2 separate regions of the Homo sapiens genome follow, and region 2 is linked to region 1. A link is a contact called in ENCODE Hi-C or POLR2A ChIA-PET data. All regions are on one chromosome and are shown on one strand. Each heading gives the region's core, a stretch centred on a gene start or an enhancer-like site at or near the end of the contact. The rest is flanking DNA. Distances are from core to core; before and after follow the strand shown. Region 1 holds the start of SIAH1 (siah E3 ubiquitin protein ligase 1). Region 2 holds the start of CNEP1R1 (CTD nuclear envelope phosphatase 1 regulatory subunit 1).

What was found. Hi-C counts contacts between places; a loop is a spot of excess contacts on that map. ChIA-PET counts read pairs that join two places held with the same protein, here RNA polymerase II (POLR2A). Pooled maps may share reads with other maps.
Region 2: a pooled map shows a loop between it and region 1 (3-fold over the local background). The contact joins the promoter of CNEP1R1 here to the promoter of SIAH1 in region 1. A Hi-C loop is called at or near these places in 2 of 50 pooled maps. POLR2A ChIA-PET finds 5 or more read pairs at or near these places in 2 of 52 experiments (MCF 10A and activated CD4-positive, alpha-beta T cell).

What each region holds. Positions count from the first base shown.
Region 1 is chr16:48,381,693-48,389,334 of GRCh38, reverse strand. It overlaps SIAH1 (siah E3 ubiquitin protein ligase 1), which reads left to right and starts at 3,922. Exons shown (of 2, transcript NM_003031.4): 1 at 3,922-4,131. RefSeq lists silencers at 3,494-4,313, 4,414-4,483, 4,574-4,843.
Region 2 is chr16:50,020,176-50,027,817 of GRCh38, reverse strand. It overlaps CNEP1R1 (CTD nuclear envelope phosphatase 1 regulatory subunit 1), which reads right to left and starts at 2,593. Exons shown (of 6, transcript NM_001281789.2): 1 at 2,478-2,593; 2 at 1,351-1,422. The coding sequence starts at 2,502. RefSeq lists a silencer at 2,280-2,589 and enhancers at 2,403-2,904, 5,820-6,326.

The sequences.
Region 1 (7,642 bases), core at 2,673-5,172:
GTACCTAATGCACTGGACAGTTATCACTGCATTCCAATGAACTCAAGAACAACAATTACTTAAACTAATTGTCAGTATCACCTACTTCCACCAGCTACATAAAAACCTCAATGATTTTCTAATTTTTTTTTTTGATACAAGGATCTTGCTCTGTTGCCCAGGCTGGAGTGCAGTGGTGTGATCTCTGCTCACTGCAACCTCCACCTCCTGGGTTCAAGTGATTGTCCTGCCTCAGCCTCCCGAGTAGCTGAGATTACAGGCATCCACCACCACACCTGGCTAATTTTTGTAGTTTTAGTAGAGACGAAGTTTCACCATGTTGGCCAGGCTGGTCTCCAAATCCTGACCTCAGGTGATCTGCAGGCATTGGCCTCCTAAAGTGCTGGGATTACAGGCGTGAGCCACCGTGCCCGGCTCTAACTTCTTGAAAAATGTGATGCCTAGCATGTAACCTTTTTCCTAAAGAAACTTGATTATATTGAAGGAAAACTACAGTTATGGGCGAACTCATTTCCCAACCACTTGGGCTTTTGGGAACTTCCTTCAGCTACTTCCTGTTTCATTCTTGGATGCTCATGTTGTGTCTCTAACTTCTCCACCATGTCCAGGAAAATTTGTTTGGGATACTGTTTAACACATTCACCAACCTCAGACAGTGACTGGCAACAGGTGTGTCTGATAAAGAAAACATTGTTTCTGCTCTGCTGTAGGCATGTCTGACAAGTTGGGGACCTGCTTTCCTTTGCAAAGCTTATAGGAGTCTATTTGGGAGGGAGGAACCGCCTTCCAGTTTCCAGGCTGAAAAAGATTCTGTTTCGCTACCAGCAGAGCCAGGCTTGGAAGGGAATGCTAATATGTTTCCAGACCTATCCACCTAAGCTGAATGACAAATGGGTATCAGTGGTTTAATGTAAGAGGAGATAGCTATAGTTTCCTGGGCAAGAGACATCTGTGATTGCCTGGAAACAAACACAGCCCATCGGTGATTCAATAGATGGGTTTGGTCTTGTGAACTGGTCTATTGTAAAATAACTATATTGACATGAAGACACTTGGAAATCATCTGTTCAGTCTTAACTAGTTTAGCCAACTTTGACAGCATTATCTGAGAGGCTGAGGCACAAGAATCGCTTGAACCCAGGAGATGGAGGTTGCAGTGAGCCGAGATTACAAAATAAATAAATAAATAAATATCAATTTAATATAAATTCATAGCAAAACCCCCAAATAAAGATACTCTCATCAGTGCCTGTTTTATTTATTCATTTATTTTTATGTTTTTAGAGATGGAGTGTCCCTCTGTCACCCAGATGGGAGTGCAGGGGCACAATCATAGCTCACTATGGCCTCAAATTCCCAGGTTCAAGCAATCCTCTCATTTTGGCCTCCTGATTAGATGAGATTACAGGCGCACACCACCCTGCCGGGCTAATTTTTAAACTTTTTATAGGGACGGGGTCTTGCTATGTTCTTAGGTTGGTCTGGAACTTCTGGGCCTCAAGCGATCCTCTTGCCTTGGCCTCCCAAAGTGCTGGGATTACAGGTGTGAGCCACCGTGCCTGGCCAGTGCCTGTTTTATTCATAAGAGGAAAGTAATTTACATCACTGGTACCTTAACTACGGGCCAGATGCAGGACCAGAGCGTTATGTTCCATTGCAATAGATGGAATTACCATTTGATGTGATTTGAGGGGACCAGGAAGGCTCCCTATCCAGATGTGGCCTGAAAATATTTGTCACCGTTACTGAAATCCCATCAATTGGAGGATTATTTGGATAGGCTTTACAGTTTACAAAATGCTTTTCTATGGATAAACTGTCAAGGAAGCAGAGTCAACTCCCTGTTCAGAAAAGGTGCTTAGTTACCCCCACAGTGGAGCTATTTTCTTTCAAATGGAAGGTACATTTTTTTGAGAGGGGGAGTAAATTAAATTTATAATGGTGATGTTTATGTCCCACCCATAGCTACCACCCAGAATTAACCAAATCAGATTGAGCCCCGCCCAAATCTAGGTAGGAATTCTCAGAGATGGAATTAACCCGATTAAATTTGTTTTGTATAAAAGGGAAGTGGGGAAAGTAAGAAGTAACTTGGACTCTTCTAGAGGAGAGCAGGCACAAACTAAGCCAAGAAAAGCACGTTTGAGAATTCCAGAGGCAGAAGTTGCTTCTGGGTGCCTGACGTCAACGATCCAGCACTTCAAGACTGGTGTGCGGCATCCTCAGGGGACACTGTGTCCTGGGCACCCCTGCAGTTTAAGAGAATCCACTAGTTTATAAGGTAAGTCCTCGACTGTCAGCAGTGGGCCAGAGACAGACTGTTATTTTCAGATGGACAAATGCTGTTGGGTAGAGGAAGGGATGCGGGATAAGGAGGACAAAATCTGACTTTGGCAAAGCCGGGTGTTTAGAACTTTAATCGCCACGTTGGCAAGTTCTCTCTTAGTCCGTATCCATTTCACTGCTTGCAGAGCGGCCCAGGGGTTCTGGGGGCGAGAAACACATCTCACCCCAGAGCTGCTCCTCGCCCAGGACAGAACTCCTCTGCCCTTCACGACCAGGTCAAGGCCACATGGCTATGCCAAGCACATAGTCTGTAAAAATGGAAAATTTACCTCTAAACTGAAGTGAACCGAACTCTATTGACCTTCCCGTGTACTGAGGAGCTATAACTTCTCCCCAAAAATGTGAAAGTAAAATTGCAGTTTAAATCATGTAATTAGGAATACTGTAAACTAGTGTTTTGCACATATAAACTTTATCATACACTGGGAATTTGTACATACGTGCCCGGTATGGGATTTTTCTATTTTTATTTTTATTTTTTTGAGACAGAGTCTCGCTCTGTTGTCCAGGCTGGAGTGCAATGGCCTGATCTCTGCCTCACTGCAACCTCTGCCTCCCGGGTTCAAGCGATTCTCCTGCCTCAGCCTCCGAGTAGCTGGGACTACAGGCGTGCACCACCACGCCCGGCTAATTTTTGTATTTTTAGTAGAGATAGGGTTTCACCATGTTGGCCAGGCTACTCTCGAACTCCTGACCTCAGGTAATCCATCGGCCTCGGCCTCCCTAAGTGCTGGGATTACAGGCGTGAGCCACCGCGTCCGGACGGAATACCATTTTAATAGATCTTACATGGAATTCCAGTTAGGGCTTGTAAATGTCTCAGATGCTTGCTTCTGCTCATAGCACCCATCAAAGAATTGCAAGTGATGTTTTCCTTTTATTATTTCAAGAAGTGGAATGCAGAGTCCCTAATTAGGGACTTTCCAGATGAGCATGGACACAGGAAAACGCGTGCTTCCCCATTACCCACTTTTCAGCTGAAACAAGCTTTTGAAGCTCGTCCCGCTGTTGCTGAGGAGCGGCTCAACCTCGGGAGAGGCTGGGACTCTCTTTAGGGGTGGGGTCCCGGTCGGCGGGCAGGGCAGCCGCTTTTTCTTTGGGACTGAGTGGAGTTGGGAAGGATCCGTGGAGGCGCTGGGCTAAATCAGCAGACAAAACAAGGGGGAGGGCACAAGGCCGCGGCGGCGGCCAGCCTGGGGCTCGCATCCCGCTGGGCGACCCCTCCGGCCGGAGCCGGGGGGGTCACGCGGCCCCGGAACAAAGCGCCGCGGGAGGAGCTGCCCTGAGCCGACGGGCAAGCGCTAGCTTCTCGCGGGCCAGAGCGCCACGTGCCAGGATCCGTTGAATGCGCGGTGCACGGGCGCAGCAACGGTAGCCGAGTAGCCCCCGCACCTACTGCCGCCTTTGGAGACCCGCACAGCTACGCCCGCGGAGGCCGCCGCCGGCCGCGCCAACGCCTGTGCGCCTGCGCGCCCGCGAAAGCCCCGCCCCCCCAGGCTCCCAGCGCGCGGGGCCGCGCCTCCTCATGGCCGCCGCCGCAGTGTGTGGTATTTAGCGGGGGCGCGCGGCGGGCTCGAGGACGCGCGAAACGGCGGCGGCGGCGGCGGCCAGGGGGGAGCCGGGGCGGCCGTTGCGGGGCGCGCTCTCGAGAGGCGGCGGCGGCCCAGGGTGTCCCGTCGGTCTCGGCGCCGGGAAGAGGCGGTGGCGCTGCCCGCGGTGGCGGGGGTTGGCGACGGAGCGCGTTGGTGCCAGGACCGGGGTCCGAGGCGCGCTCTCCGCCCACAGGTAAGTGGGGCCCGGCCTGAGGGAGGAGCCGGCGGCGAGGGGCTCTCCGACAGGCGGGCGCCCAGGCCCGGTAATGGCGGAGGGCGGGAAGGGCGGCCCGGCCGGGGCGCGGGCAGTAGTCGGCGCGGCGGCGCCTTTGTCTCGGCCGGAGTCGGGCCGCCCGGTCGAGCGCCGCCCCCCGCCCCTCCCCTGCCTTCAGCCTTCGCAAGCCGGCTCGCCCCCGCCCCTGGAGCCCCGGGCCCGGCGGGGTGGCGGCGGGGGTCGGCCCCGCGCGGCCGGGCCGAGGGCGGGGGAAGGGCCTCGGCGGCGGCCCGGCCCCCGCGCGCCCGGGAGGCGGGCCCGGCCGGGGGTGGCGCCCGGCGCGCCCCGCGCCCTCGTGCCGGCCTTTGTTGTGGAGGGTCCCGGGGTGTGCGGCCAACATGGCGGAGGTCAGCTGAGTGCGGGCAGCTGCCGGGGCCCTGCCCTCCCTCCCCCTCCTCCCCGCGGCGCCCGGAGGCCCGGGCCGCACCGCGCCGCTCGGCGGGCCTCGGCCTCCGCTCTCTGCCCCCGACCCCCGGCTGGAGCCGTCCGGGACGGGGCTGCGCTCTTCCTGCCGCTTCGGCCGGAGGCTTCATTGTGCAGTGGGAAGAATGCAGCCTCCTCCCTTGTTTATGTCGTTAGAGAGGAGAGCGCGTGAACGGCGTGCCGGGGAAGCTCTAGCTTATTATAAACCTGGCATTTCCTAGGGTTCATTTGCCGGGTAGTTTGGGGTCCTTTCTTAACTCTCCCAAATTTATAACTTAAAGTGAATAACCTGGGCCACTCCGATGCGTAGGTTCGTTTTCGCTGTCTGCCCGTTCCTGGAAAGATACATAATTTGTTTGCTCGGACATTCAGAAAAGTCCAGCTTGGGTGTTCGGAAAATCAGATTGTGTGTACTTCTTTTGCCAAAGTCATAGAGGCCATAAACAAACAGAGAGACATGGATACTGGATATGGGACGGTGTTCTGACTGTCCCTTCCTAGCAGTTGAGCATTTACCTTTGCTTATAGCGGCTGTCAAGGGTAAATTGTTAACTCTTCAGCAGTTGGATGTTGAGAGCACGGGCTGTGAAGTCCGACTGTCTGCTTTGGGTCAAATCCTGCTCCACTGGTTTGTGACCTTGGGCAGATACTTCTCTGTGCTTCGCTTTCCTTATCTGCAAAATGGGTGTAACGACAGTATCTACCTCAAGCCCTGTTGAGAATTGATGAGATGACAATAGGTGGACTGAAAGCAGTGGCAGCCCCATACTAAGTTCTCAACAAATGCTTACTGTTAAGACTGTAGTTTAATAGCTAAACTTACGAGGTTTTCTTGGCATGATGTGTTGGTATGATGAAAGTGCATAGACCAGAATTTGTGAAATCAGGTCACAGATCTTTAGTGCTGGGTTTTTTCTTTCAATGCATTTTGTTGTTAAAAAGGACAAGGAGATTTGTATGATAAATTAACAGACTTTCTGAGATGGTGGCATTTTGGAAATTGCTGTGGCCGGGGATTTGAATGGCTATATCTTTGTGATTAAAAAAAATCAAATTGATTAAAATGAGGTCTTCTCTTAGCTAGTTTAGATTTATTGATCAGTTCACTTTCAAGGACTTGAGTTAACCAACTTAGAAAAGTGGGACAGTGAATACTTGAGTGTGTATCTATGGTGTTACCATCACTTTTAGAAGTTACTGAAGAGCAGAATGTAGTGTGGTGGCAAATGTAATGGTCTGGTAATTTTATCTGGGAGTTGTTGGCTCAAATTATGGTGGAGAGGATTTTAATTAGTTGTTAGGAGGACTTTAGACTGGTAGATCTTGAGACTCAAAGTAGATTACACAAATTGGTTGTGTAGTGTTTCATTCTGAAAATTTAAATAAAGATACAGATTTCTGTAATCTTGGATGGTTAGTTGCGATTATATCCAGAATTTGTTCCCCAAAGTTTATGCCAAACAGTTTTTTTTTCGTTATTGGCATCTTTCCAACATAATTTACTAACATTTAATATTTTAAACTGAAATACGTATAATAGATGTGAAACTGATAACTTTTCAGGATAAGTATTCCACAAAGTACAAATTCAGAAACAATGTTAATGCATTTTACATCTGTTAAATATTAATCTATTCCCTCTAAGCTTCGGGAAGTTCTTACGAAATTGCTGTAGAGAAATATTCTTTCTTAATATCTGTAATTAAAAAGCATGATTAGGTTAAATTGGAGTTATGAAGGAATTATCTAGCTATGTCAGTAATGACATAAAATAACAAATAGGATTTTCAGTGAGTATGGTGTTTTGAAAACAGATCTTACATAACTAGGGTAACAAAGTTTAGTAATTTACAGAGTTTTAGGTGACTGCTTAAATTGTATTTTTAAGCAGTTGATTTACAAAATTTTTAAAGATTGGAGGTTCTTTGTTTAAAGAGATTTATTAACAGAATTTTGTGGAATTTCCATATTCGCTTTGTGAAATGTTAAAATCTAGATATTTTTTGTACAGCCCTCTCTTTCAACAAAATCTGTATGAAATCCCCAGAACCTTCCATCCCCCCGCCAAAAAAGGAAATTTTCCTTTTTACAATAAGTATCCTTAATAGTATTCTTCAAAATAGCAGGATGTCTAATGCACTTTAAATGATTTAGTTCCCATGGCTATAGTTACTAGAATATCTGCTGCATAAGGGCAAGAATTGTGTTTTTAATATATATCCTCAGTACCTAGTGCTCAGTAGGTATTTGTTTACTCACCTACTACTGTGCGTATTCTAATGACATTCAGATCTTTATTTTTATTTTTATTTTTTTTTGAGATAGTCTTGCTATGTTGCCCAGGCTGGAGTGCAGTGGTGATGTCATAGCTTATTGTGGCCTCCAACTGGGCTCAAAGGTTCCCCCCACCTTAGCCTCATAAGTGGCTGGGACTAGGAGCATGTGCCATCACACTGGGCTAATTTTTTAAAAAGTTATTTTGTAGAGACCAGGTCAGGTCTCGCCATCTTGCCTAGGCTGGTCACAAACTCCTGGGCTCAAGTAATCCGCCCACCTCGGACTCCCAAAGTGCTGAGATTACAGGTGTGAGCTGCTGTGCCTGGCCTCCAATCTTTTTGCCTGCTGAGATGTAGACCCATATATCCCCTTATGCAGATTTTTTTAATTGACTTTATTTTTTAGAGCAGCATTAGGTTCATAGCAACTTGAGTAGAAGAGACAAGAGATTTCGCGTGTAGCCCCTGCCCCTACACGTGTAACCTCCTCCATTATCAACATTCCCCGCCAAAGTGGTACGTTTGTTACAATTGAGGAACCTACATTGACACACCATTATTACCCAAAGATTATAGTGGCGTACATTTTATGGGTTTAGACAAATACATAATGACATACATGAATGCTTTCACCACCCTAGAAATCCTCTGACTTCCACCTATTTGTCCCCACACCCCCAACCACTTATCTTCTTTCTTTTATTGTCACCATAGTTTTGCCTTTTCCAGAA
Region 2 (7,642 bases), core at 1,344-3,843, 1.6 Mb before region 1:
ATAGATAGTAATAATGTGAATTTTCTAGGTCAGACTTCAAAGCAGCACAATTATGCTTTGTTAAAAATCAACTAAGGGTAATTTTGTAACTTTTCCAAGTATACATTAAATAACATGACTTTACTTTTTTTTTTTTTTAAACACAGGGTCTCCCTCTGTTCCCTAAGCTGGAGTGCAGTGAACATAGCTCACTTAGCTCACTACATAGCTCACTACAGCCTCGACCTCCTGGGCTCAAGTGATCCTCCCAAGTTGCTGGGACCTCGGGGTGTGCCACCATGCCTGGCTAAATTTTTTTTTTTTTTTTTTTGAGACAGAGTCTCGCTCTGTCGCCCAGGTTGGAGTGCAGTGGTGCAATCTCGGCTCACTGCAAGCTCTGCCTCCTGGGTTCACTCCATTCTCCTGCCTCAGCCTCCAGAGTAGCTGGGACTACAGGCGCCCGCCACCACGCCCGGCTAATTTTTTTATTTTTAGTAGAGACGGGGTTTCACCGTATTAGCCAGGATGGTCTCGCTCTCCTGACCTCGTGATCCGTCCGCCTCGGCCTACCAAAGTGTTGGGATTACAGACGTGAGCCACCGCGATGGGGTCTCTCCATGTTACCCAGGCTGGTCTCAAACTCCCATGCTCAAGCAATACTCCAGCCTCGGCCTCCCAAAGTGCTGGGATTATATGCGTGACTCACTGAGCCCTATTAATATGACTCTTCTTACTAAAATTTTATTCCAATAGTTTGTAGGCAAATTATAAAACTGCTAAACGGGCTACTGAAATTTTTATTAGGTATGTCTTTATCAAAACTGTAATAATTCAAAAATTTAAATATTTTTATTATTTATTTATTGAGACCGGGTTTTACTCTTGTCGCCCAGGCTGGAGTGCAATGGCGCAATCTCGGCTCACTGCAATCCCCGCCTCCCGGGTTCAAGCGATTCTCCCACCTCAGCCTCCTGAGTAGCTGGGATCACAGGCAGCGTCACCACGACCGGCTAATTTCGTATTTTTAGTAGAGACGGCGTTTCACCGTGTTGGCCACGCTAGTCTTGAACTTCTGACCTTAGGTGATCCGCCTGCCTGGGCTTCCTAAAGTGCTGGGATTACAGGCGTGAGCTACGGCGCCTGGCCAAAAAATATGTTTTTTAATGGAAAAACAAAAACAACCACACGAAATAGACTGTTCTTTTGAGAAGGCCAGTTATAATTTCCTTTTCTTAAAAATTTCTTCATAAGGCATTGTCTACAATGTTAAATAAATTTAAACAAACATTTTACATAAAAGCAAATCATTCCTATATTAGGATAAAAGTATCAATTGTTAGTTTTCCCTTAAAATAACATTCAGGAACTTACTTCTCCAGCGTCCAGTAGCAGGTTGCAAACAATGAATATATTCAGTAAGTCTCCTCTCAAAAGCCTTGAGATCTAGGTATAAAGATGTCAATTTTCTAATTAGCCACTCTTACTCGTCTGACGAAATGTCAGAGTATTTACCTAACATTAAGACGACATGTGAGATACTCTTAACTGCTTCAGGTCTTACACACTAACTTCCATGTATCACTGCACTGTTTATTTCATTTACTATGACAGCTTTTTAAGCACTTGACAAAAAATTAGGGCTCTTTAATTCCAATTTCTCATATAAGAAAACTTGCTGATTTACTTTTAGAAGCTTCATAAATGGTATTGGGAGAAATAAGCAGCAGCCTCGGCCAGCGCCAAAAGCGAACATTTTCAGGGTTGCAAATAAAATTAAAATCAGGTCGAGTTTTAGCTCTCTGGGAACCAAGAACTTCCTATTAGAACCACGTAGTGCCTAACATCAAAGTCTTCGAGGTCTACCTGACTGCAATTACCCGCCTCCGGTTTCCAGCTCTTATATTTAATTAATGGCTACGCCGTCTGGCCTTACTAGACTTCTTGACACTGATAGCGAGTGGGTGTGGAAAGACATTCCCCTTGCCCCCTCCGAAGGGGTACAGGTGATCTTCGTGGCACCCAGGCAGCGCCTAGTTCTAGAAGACAGGGGCGTCTAAGCTGCTCCGAGTGAGTGGTGGGGTATCCTTTCCGCAGTGGTGTGCTTTAAACTTTAAAACACCGAGCAGCACTTCCTAACCTTGGCAGTTACCGGAAACCACCGCAGGAATCAGGGATACAACTCGCGGGGCTGTGAGAATGAAATGAAATGAATTAGCAGGCTGCAATGCACGAAGTGCAAGTGTCTGCCAGTGAAAAGAAAATAAAAATAGAAGCTGGCGAGGAGGTCGACCCTCTAGGTTTGTGGGGACTCAGGGAGCTGAGGCACCGCCCCCCGCGTCTGGCCAGGTACGGCCGCCTACGCGCCCCCAAGCTCCGGGCCCCTAGCTCCATCCTCTGCGGCCTCCTCCCGGGGCGGGGGTCTTCACGACGCCGGCTCCTCCGGAGCACCGCCAGCTTCCGAGGGGAGACGGGGGACGGGCCCGGGCGGCCCACCCTACCTTCCGCCTGCTCCAGCGAGTTCATGTCGGGCGGCAGCTCGGGTCACCGCCGCTGCCCTGTCCGCATCGCAGCTTCCGCGGCCCCCGCCCGGCCCGCAGCGCCAACTCCCACCTCTAACCGCTCCCCGCTGCCCCTCCCCGTCGCACCGCCCCTTGCCTAGACCCGCTACGCTCATTGGATTCCTCTACTAGACCTCCAACTAAGACAGCTTTCTATTGGCTGTCTCTTGCACCGGCCTCGGCGCCTAGCGTTGGACGGTCAGCCGGAGGGACCAAGAACTGCCGGCGGCCAGGCGGGCGTAACGCTGGCGTCGCCTGCTGCCCCGGGGAGGAACTGCAGCCCTCCGGAGCCAGTTCGTTCATTCATTTATCCCCCGTTCCCCGCTTGGTTCTTTCATTCGTCAAATGTTGATTGAGCGCCCACTACCTTCCAGGCATTATTCTGGTCGCTAGCGAGGGATACAGAAATCAAAGAGCTGGTTCTGTCCTCAAGGATCTCAAGGAGTAATGAAATCTGTACAGAACTAACTAGAACCCTAAATAACCAGTTTCCTTAATTATGGTATCCTAGATAACCAACCCCTTAAGTAAACACTTCTCTCTTGGTTACTTTCCTCTCACATCACCCAGCTTTCATAATTCCTAAATGAGGCAAAGTGTAAGCCCAAATACCTATAACTTAAGAAGAGATCTGTAAGGGATTGACTACATTTGTATTTGATCACAAGGCCTTCTTGTTCATTTATTGGTGGCATTCTTTCATTCAAAATCATTTTATTGCCTAACATGCTAGACACTGTATTGATACGCGTGTGAGCCAGGTAGACAGGATTCCTGCCCGCAAAGAGGAAGGGCTACAGCAGGCAACAAACATGCAAATAAGTAATTGATTTCAAATAAGAATAGTTGTGTTAAAATAGAGATCCTGGCCGGGCGCGGTGGCTCACGCCTGTTAATCCCAACACTCTGGGAGGCTGAGGCGCGTGGATCACTTGAGGTCAGGAGTTGAGACCAGCCTGGGCAACATGACAAAACCCTGTTTCTACTGAAAATACAAAAAAATTATCCAGACGTGGTGGTGCATGCCTGTAATCCCAGCTCTTTGGGAGGCTGAGGCACGAGAGTCACTTGAACCCAGGAGACGGAGGTTGCAGTGAGCCACTGCACTCCAGCCTGGGTGACAGCGTGAGACTGTCAAAAAAGAAAAAGAAAAAAAAAAGAATCTAAGACTGATGGGCTAGATTTTTTTGTGGCAGTAACATACCAACTTATAAACAAGACCTAAGGCCCTGCCAGGCAAGGGTTAAATCACTCAAGACCCAGACACTTAAAGAATAAACGATGTTCTAACTGCCACAATGTTCGTTTTTTTCCTCTAGCAGCTAAACAAGCAATATTAAAACAATTGCAGCTTACCAAGTACCAGTCACTGACTAACTGATCCCTTTGTTCCACAAGCCATAACTCCTGCTTTCATTAGACAAGAGACTGATTTCAGTAACTTTCTCCTGATAAGAGACCACCCACCATAGATTGGCCCTAGCCAGTCTACAGAGGCTGCACAATGAGTGCCTTTATGTTCTCTGCTTCGCCTTTTGACGTAAAGGGTCTAACTGTAATGCATTTAAATGTTAAGTCTCTACCCCAAAGTGAACATGTGACCCATGTAACATGCATGATTGTTTATTATGCATGTGTGCACCCCTCTTTCCTGAATAGCTTCTCCTATAACCTGTTAAATATGTATACTTGGCCAACCCATTTGGCATAAATTCCTGCTTCACCCTTCCTCCTTCAAAGTGCCTGCTTTTGGTCTCTGCCAGAGACCATACTTCCCAGCCTATAAGGATGGCCAGCCTGCAGGCTCCAACCCTTCAGAAATAAACCTCTTTAGGCCAGGCACAGTGGCTGATGCCTGTAATTCCAACACTTTGGGAGGCTGAAGTGGGAGGATCACTTGAGTCCAGGAGTTCCAGACCAACCTGGGCAACATAGTGAGATTCTGTCTCTACAAAAAACAAACAAACAAACAAAAAACATTTAAAAATTAGCTGGGCATGGTGGCATGTGGCTGTGGTCCCAGATACTCAGGAGGCTGAGGCAGGAAGATTGCTTGAACCCAGGAGTTCGGCGCTGCAGTGAGTTATGATTGCACCACTGCACTCCAGCTGGGGCAACAGAGCAAGACCCTGTCTCAACAAACAAACAAACAAACAAACAAACAAACAAGCAGAAATAAAGCTCTCCTCCCCAGATTTATGAACCTCATGATCCTTTAGTTGACAGTTCTATGGAGGGAGTAACAGTAATAGGATACAGTGAGAAAAAGGAAGGTTAGCAGGATCTCATGCTTTGGGAGGGCTTCATGAGGCACAGGCATTTGAGCTGAGAATGAAAAGATGGATGAGAAGAATCCAGCCATGCAAAGATGAGGGCTAAGAAGGTTCTAAGCAGCACTGCAGTTTTTCCCCTATTGGTATTTTGTGTATTTAATTCATCCTCAACCTTCCTCCTTCCCATTTGTCAGCAGAATTAATTGACACCCCCACCCACCACTTCATTTTGAAGGTTCCTCTACTATAGCACTTTTCAGTTTTCCACTTAGGGAGCCTTCCTTGGGACCAAACCCTTTCCATGTGTTATCACCCTTAACCCTTTCAGGTGATATTTTTTAAACCGTGGGTCAAAATCTAGAGAGGTTTGTAAAATCTATGTACTGATTCATGACTATTATTATTATTTTTAATTTTTTTGTGGGTTCATGGTAGCTGTATATATTTATGGGGCACATGATGACTATTTTTTTTTTAATGAATTAAGGCCAGGCACTGTGGCTCACGCCTGTGATCCCAACATTTTGGGAGGCTGGGACGGATGGATTGCTTCAGGTCAGGAGTTTGAGACCAGCCTGGGCAACACGGTGAGACCCTCTCTCTACAAAATATACAAAAAATTAGCTGGGCATGGTGGTGTGTGCCTATGGTCCCAGCTATTTGGGAGGCTGTGCTGGGTGAATCATTTGAGTCCAGGAGGCAGAGGTTGCAATGAGCCGAGATCACACCACTGCACTTCAGCTTGGGTGACAGAGTGAGACCCTGTCTAAAAAAAAAAAAAAAAAAAAAAAAAAAACTAAAAAGAAACCTAATTGGAAGTAAGGATGTGGGGTTTCATGGCCTATTGTTTCCGTTGTGTGTGGATGTGTGTGCATGCTCACCGTGTTCTCATCACAGTACAAAGCATATACCCGAGAGTTCCACTTTAAAAAAAAGTTTGAAAGTTCGAAAGTCATCACGGCCCATTTCACAACAGAGAAAGTAAAAATCAGTTTGCCCGGATCTCACAATTATTGTCATAGCCTGATTTTAAGCCCTAAGTCAAACTACCCATTTTGACTTCTTGCTCAATGTTCCATTTCTCCATCTCCAAGTCTAATTCATCACATTTCCCTTCGGCACACAGCAGTGCTTAGAGAATGGCTATTGAACATCTGTTATATGACAGGCTCTCCTGGGCTAGATCCTGGGGAGGTGAGGAGTGAAGACAGACTGATGAATAGGGCATTGCAAAGCATTGTGGTGAGTGGAGGCTTTGCTGACTTGCCTTCAAAAGGGACAGTTCTGTTAACTGCAGGGCTTTTGTTTGCCTGAGGGGGGTGTGCAAGTTTCTAGCAAGAGCTTGGGACAACAGAGGGAACAGTAAGGGCTACCTCCTGGGGTGTTGCCTCGCTATCCTTCACTCTCAACTGTGTTAAAATAAATATTGAACATGCTTTTGAAAGGGTGCATGTTATTTGCCTGTCATTGGTGTCTACATTTATGGATAGAGGGATTGGGGGACATAGGGGAGGGAGACAGGAAAATAGGGTCTCATAGTCAGGTTAAGGAATTTGGACCATGAGGTAGTTGGGGAGATGAAAAGGAACAGATTTCGGAACTTCATATCCATGGGACTTGGCAAGGAGGAGATAGTAACACATATTTAAGGAAGACGTGTTCCAGGCACTAGAGTATGAGCTGAAGATGCAAAGATCTGTAAGACTCACTCCTACTGTCTATGAAGGTAGAGTTTAGTGTAAAAACAAAAGAAGACAAAACACTAATGACCCTTAAAACAGCAATGATAAGATGAAGATCAGCTGCTAAGAGAGATCACCTATAAAATAGTTAAAGTTGGTTATCTTTTACTAGGGGGTTGCCACTCTGCCTTTTATTAGTTCAGGAGCATTGAATCTTCTTTAAACGTCACAACAACAGCTCTATGAGCCAAGGGGTGCTATCAAATTCATTTCAGAGATGAGTTTATAGATGAGTAGATGAGTTGATCAACCCTGAACCCTGTAGCTGGAGATATATTCCTTCTCTCTCGTTCTCTCTTTCCACGTGGTACATCAGATCAGATAGCAAACCCTATTAGCTCTACCCTCAACATATATTAAATATTTCAGTTTGGACAACACAGTGAGACTCTGTCTCTGAAAAAAATAATATTTGGACGTGGTCCCAGCTACTGGGAAGGCTGAGGTAGGAGGCTTACTTGAGCCTGGGAGGTTGAAGTTGCAGTAAGCTATGATCACACCATTGCACTCTAGCCTGGGTGACAGCAAGACCTTGTCTGAAAAACAACAAAAACAACACCAAAGAATCACTTCCCACCACCTTCACTACTACCTGGTCCACAGCACCATTTGGGCTTGATTACTGCAGTGGCCTCTAACTGGCTTCCAGCTTCTACTCCGTCTCCAACAGTGCTTTGTAAAACACTAAAAGATAGCATGGCTCTCCTGCTCAGAACCCTCTGGTGGCTCCCTAAAATGATTATAACAGTGACAGTGATCTTCATACAGTTTCTCTTGCTGTACCTTGTAAAATAATTTTGACAAGATTATATGCCATGTCACATGTTTGTAAAATGATATCACAAATTTTCATCATGGGTTTAAATACTTGTAAAAGATGTAATTTCTGGTAAGTTGTAGGTATTGACATTTGGAAAGAAAGCTATTTCGTCATTCTTTTTTTTTTTGAGATGGAGTCTCACTTTGTCACCCAGGCTGGAGTGCAGTGGCATGACCTCGGCTCACTACAACCTCTCCCTCCCCGGTTCAAGCGATTCTCCTGCCTCGGCCTCCCTGAGTAGTGGGACTACAGGCACATGCCACCATGCCC